Regions from separate parts of the Homo sapiens genome. Here region 1 is linked to region 2. A link is a contact called in ENCODE Hi-C or POLR2A ChIA-PET data. All regions are on one chromosome and are shown on one strand. Each heading gives the region's core, a stretch centred on a gene start or an enhancer-like site at or near the end of the contact. The rest is flanking DNA. Distances are from core to core; before and after follow the strand shown. Region 1 holds the start of ECHDC2 (enoyl-CoA hydratase domain containing 2). Region 2 holds the start of ORC1 (origin recognition complex subunit 1).

The links. A loop is a pair of places that touch in the nucleus more often than their neighbours do. ChIA-PET counts read pairs that join two places held with the same protein, here RNA polymerase II (POLR2A). Pooled maps may share reads with other maps.
Region 1: a map of prostate gland shows a loop between it and region 2 (6-fold over the local background). The contact joins the promoter of ECHDC2 here to the promoter of ORC1 in region 2. A Hi-C loop is called at or near these places in 6 of 168 maps with a recorded cell type or tissue (B cell, CD4-positive, alpha-beta T cell, ascending aorta and 3 more), 4 of 37 single-sample maps with no recorded cell type and 18 of 50 pooled maps. POLR2A ChIA-PET finds 5 or more read pairs at or near these places in 4 of 52 experiments (H1, WTC11 and activated T-cell).

What each region holds. Positions count from the first base shown.
Region 1 is chr1:52,920,422-52,923,121 of GRCh38, forward strand. It overlaps ECHDC2 (enoyl-CoA hydratase domain containing 2), which reads right to left and starts at 1,319. Exons shown (of 10, transcript NM_001198961.2): 1 at 1,132-1,319. The coding sequence starts at 1,252. It also overlaps the pseudogene LOC112268226. RefSeq lists an enhancer at 1,022-1,704 and silencers at 1,039-1,217, 1,066-1,295.
Region 2 is chr1:52,403,090-52,405,789 of GRCh38, forward strand. ORC1 (origin recognition complex subunit 1) reads right to left here and starts at 1,334. Exons shown (of 17, transcript NM_004153.4): 1 at 1,157-1,334. PRPF38A (pre-mRNA processing factor 38A) reads left to right here and starts at 1,513. Exons shown (of 10, transcript NM_032864.4): 1 at 1,513-1,790; 2 at 2,591-2,700. The coding sequence starts at 1,661. RefSeq lists an enhancer at 833-2,032.

The sequences.
Region 1 (2,700 bases), core at 69-2,568, 520 kb after region 2:
TGGCAAGAAGCCACTGAAACAGCCCAAGAATGCAGGCCAAGGAGATGGACGAGGAAGATAAGGCTTTCAAGCAGAAACAAAAAGAGGAGCAGAAGAAACTCGAGGAGCTAAAATGGAAGGCCACGGGGAAGGGGCCCTTGGCCACAAGTGGAATTAAGAAATCTGGCAAAAAGTAAGCTGTTCCCTGTGCCTAAGGAGATGGTGACCCTTTATTTCATCAGTATTTAAACCTCTCTATTCCCTGCCATAACATCTTTTGCCACCTATGGCTGGAATTAAGTGTTGTCTTGGAGCTGTTGTACATTTAAGAATAAACTTTTGTTAAAAAAAAAAAAGAAGCAATACAACGAAATGTACAGTACAATGCCATCTGTGTATCAAATGCAGGAGACAGGGGATGAGATGCGGGGAGGAGACCCAAGGCAGGAGAAGCGCCTAGCCCTGATGGTTACCAGCAGAGGACTGAGGAGCGTTATCAGCACCACTGAATGCTCCAGAAGTTCAAACAACAACAACAACAAAAACGCAACACGCGATCAGAGGCGTTTTCTGCCAGTGACCCGCGAACTTTGCCCCCCACCCCTCGTCCCCGCTCCATACTATCCTTGATCTTGGCCAAAAGGCGGAGAAACAGCGAACTTTTCCCTGGAGCCAGAAGGACGCAAAGGTTCGCTAGCGGCCCAGGGCGGGCGCGCGGCTGGAGAGGCACCCTCCTCACTCTGCCCGCTGCCGCACTGGGCACTGGGACTGGCTCCGCTGCCTCCGCCCCCGAACCGGGCCAGGACCCTTGGCGGGGGAGGGGAACGCGCACTTAAACGCTCCTGGCCTGGGGGCCGCGGGGCCCAGTCCTACCCGTGCGGACCCCGCTCCCCCTTCCACACAGTCGGAAGACCCCAAAGGGCCTTTGAAGAGACCGAGGTTGCCAGAGGCCCCCCGCCCCCAGCTAGAGTCTGGAGCCACTAAGGCGGCCGCCCACCTCTCAGGCCTGGAGCGGTTTGGGGCGCCTAGAACTGGGAGGGAGGGACTGGGGATCGAATCCTTCAACGCACTGAGCGGCCCACCTGCCGGTCCCCCGCTGCCTCCGGCCTAGTCCCAGTCGCGTCATGCGCCGCCCCGGAACTGCACATTTACCTTGGTCCGGACCCGCCAGGGCGCGCACTTGGATCTCTGAGCCCCCGGCCGCCCCGTCGGAAGCGCAGCCGCGGGCCCGAAGGGGCCTCCAGGGGCGCAGGAGGCACAGAACGCGCAGCATCGGGGCGCAGGCTGGGAGTGAAGGTGCTTCTCCGGCCCTGCACCGTCTCGGCTCCCGCTGAGAGCTCGCAGTTCCGGCGTCGGGCGAAGCCTTCGCCAATTGCTCCACCTATGGGCCAAGCGTCTGTTGCCTCCTTCCGCACCTCCCGGGGACAGGGAGACTTGAGCGGAGGAGGTCGGGGGAAGCCCAGCTCCTCTGTGTGATTTGGTGTAACTCTGTCAACCTCCCAGCGTCAGTGTTTTAATCCTGTAAAATGGGGATAATAGTGACTACCCCGTGGTGGTGTGAAGATTAAATGGGGTGTGTGAACCTTGCTTGCACATATGCTCAATTTCATTTTTTAAATGAAATGACATTTAATGAGTCCCTTGAGCGTGTCTACACTTGCGAACCTCACTGCTTCACCTCCCATTTGCGCCTCACTTTTTTTTTTTTTTTTTTTTTTTGAGACGGAGTCTCGCTGTGTCGCCCAGGTTGGAGTGCTGTGCCTTGATCTTGGCTCACTGTAACCTCCGCCTCCGGGTTCAAGCGATTCTCCTGCCTCAACCTCCCAAGTAGCTGGGATTACAGGGACGCGCCACCACGCCCAACTAATTTTTTTTGTATTTTTAGTAGAGGCAGGGTTTCACCATGACGAAACCCTGTCTCTGTTAAACATTCAAAAAAATTAGCTGGGCGTGGTGGCGGGCGCCTGTAATCCCAGCTACTTGGGAGGCTGAGGCAGGAGAATCACTTGAACTCGGAAGGCACAGGTTCAGTGAGCTGAGATCGCGCCACTGCACTCCAGGCTGGGCAATGAGCGAAACTGCGTCCCAAAAAAAAAAATTATTCTCTTAAACACAGTATATACAAAGCACTCTCACATTGCTGATGTGAATGTCTTTAAATGAAAAGCAACTGGTAATTTATATCAAAATTATAAATGCACAAGCTCATTGCCCCAGAAATTCCAATTTTAGAAATTTAACCTACAGATAAATCCACACAGCTGTGAAATGACACGTGTTCATGGCTGTACATTGCAGCATTGTTTATAATAGCAAAAGACTGGAAGCACATGGTGCTGTCATGTGCTTCTGGTGAGGCCTCAGGAAGCTTACAATCATGGCTGAAGGTGACAGGGATCCAGCATGTCACATGGCGAGAATAGGAACAAGAAAATTAGGTGGGGAGGTCCCAGTTTATCGCCAAGGGGATGGTGCTAAACCATTCACAAGGGATCTGTCCCCATGATCCAGTCACCTCCCAACAGGGCCCACCTCCAACATTGGGAATCATATTTCAACGTGAGATTTGGAGGGATCCAACACCCAAACTATATCACAGTCTCAATATCCATCAATAGAGGGTTGGTTAAATAAATTATGGGGCTGTGTGTGGTGGCTCACCCTATTATTCCAACACTTTGGAAGGCCAAGGCAGGTAGGTCCCTGGAAGCCAGGAGTTTG
Region 2 (2,700 bases), core at 84-2,583:
GTGTACTTATTACAATAAATCAGGCTTCCCAGCCACTGACTGAACATTGTGGATTGGGCCTCAATTTGCTTACCCACAAAATGGAGAAAATAGAATCTTCCGTTTATTCAACCAATATTTATTAAGTACCCATCGTGTGCCAGGCACTATTTTAGGATAATGGAAGATTAAGTGAAAAAATGCAAAATGGTAAATCCACTTTCCCACTACCTTAATCCCTTGCATTTATTTGTAAGGTACAGTGGTTTTATTTATTAAGTATCATTTGATGAATACTATGGAACTAACATAATTCAAGCAAAATTTTGCATTCAATTTCGGCAGATTCACAAACCTCCTAAAGTCCACATATTGCCCTCCATTAAAGTTAAAAACTGTTGCAAAGGGACTTAAACCATTCTGTCATATTGGAAACTCCTTTGGCATTTCCAGCCCACCTAACACAGCAGAGACGAGGGTACTATTATTCATGTGTTACAGACAACTAGAATCGTATATAATCATTGCAGTTTCACAAATAGATCAGGATAAGAATGCCTTTTCCAACTGTCACAGCAGAAGACTCTTCAATTCCGGGGTTAGAAAAGAGAAGTAGGAAGGGGGCCACCAGACTTCTCTTCTGAAAAGAAGGTGAATGACAGACAGCCCAGCAGTTAGGAGCTCATCTGAAAAAAAGATCTGGGTAGGAGCCCAGACTGCTTAGTCACGAAAAGCGACCTAAGACACGTCCCTCCCTGGGCGCAATTTACGTCCGTAAAATGGGGTAATAACCTCTGCTCCGCCTTCCCTGTAGTGGTTCCTACACTATAGCTCAAAGAACGAAACAAGTAGAGTGCTTTACAAATGCAGATGGAGGGAAAGTCATCACTGAGCATCAGGGTGCGGAGGGCAGGAATGCTCCTGCTTCTAGGCTGTTGGCTTCCGCCTTCCCCCCTGCAAACTCAGTTCCCTGCAGCGCGGGAAGCCTTTTAGGAATCGGAGTGTGGAACAGAGGAACGCTCTTAACAGTTCAGAACAGTGCCTGGCACTGAACAGGCGCTTGGTACATGTCAGCTAAAAGAATCAATGACTGAGTCTACAGAGAACGTCCTCAGTTTCAGAGGTTCCGATGCGCCCTCCCCCGAGTCCCTCGCAGCCCGCTGGACGCCACACTCACCCGGCTCCAAAGCTTCCTCCGGCTAGCCGCAAGCCCTCCGTTTCCTACCGCCTCCACTTCGAGAGCTCCGGGGGATGCGGCACCTCTAACCTGCACCAGCAGGGCTCCTTCTACAACTACGGGCCGAAAGCCAGGACCAAAGCGTGTGTCTCACTAGAAATGAAAAGAAGGTGGAAGGAGAAAAGAAAACTTCGCGCCAATCGGCGTGGCCCCGCCCCCAGACCGTCCCTTCGTTGCGACACCAACTAGCTCGCCCCGCCCACTCCGTACACCTAAGAGGGGCGCATGACGTACATCCGCTAACATGCAGCCGCCATCATTGATTCGATAGGCGACGCGGGGAGCGGAAGCCCTTTACACTACGGTGTTTCCGGCTTCAAGATGGTCGCCTAAGCTGTTTAGTGAAACTTCTTCCACCTTTCTCCATTCCTCTAGGTGCTTTTTCTGAACCTGGATGTGAGGCATTAAAGGATCCGACGGAAATAGAATTGAAGGCATTCTAAAATGGCTAACCGTACAGTGAAGGATGCGCACAGCATCCATGGCACCAACCCTCAATATCTGGTGGAGAAGATCATTCGAACGCGAATCTATGAGTCCAAGTACTGGAAAGAGGAGTGCTTTGGACTTACAGGTAAGTGGAAGCGCGCGGAGCGCCTCTCAGCCCCCTTGTGGCCCATTTCTCCTGACCGAGCGCGGGTAGGACTAGCGACTGGCCTCTGGGGGTGGTACTGGAACGGAGTATGTCGATCATTCAGAAAAATTTTGAGTGCCTGCTAAGTGCCTCGTCTTGTGTTGAGTATTAGAGGCACAGATGAATCTGGTAAGGTCATATTCTGAAGGCTGTCTCAGTTGGGTGTTGTGAGTTATTCCGTATTTAATGATAGCAGGCTGGGTTGCAACAGTGTTAAGCTCAGGGATCCGGATATAACACTTTGACACAATCTGTTGAAGGTCTTTAAGGACCTAACGTTAATATGCCTGAAACCAAATTCATGATCTTACTATTCTTAGATCTGGGCCGGTTCCAGTATTTATAAATATCAGTGCTTCAGAGAAGTCTTCCAGGTAATCTTCCGATTTGAATTGTGGCTTTAAATCCATGTCCTGTGACAATCTGTGGACCTTGAGCAAGTCACTTTACCTTTCTTAGCCCTCATTTTCCTTACCTGGAAATAAGAACATTGCTAGAACTTTCTTCATGACTTGTTAAAAAAGGTTAAGTGAGATAATATGAAAAGCTTAGCAGGGTACCTATTTTATTATCCATTCTCAATGTATATTAGCTGTTGTCGTTACTGTTATTAATACACATTCGTTCTCCTAATATTACACTGTTGATGTATATTTAGGAGAACCAAAGCTTGAACTAACTCCACTCCAACTAGGAAGAGCTTAGCCCTAATATGTTACTGTATTGTTTTTGTTTTTTAGCTGAACTTGTAGTCGATAAAGCCATGGAGTTAAGGTTTGTGGGTGGCGTCTATGGTGGCAACATAAAACCAACACCCTTTCTGTGTTTAACCTTGAAGATGCTTCAAATT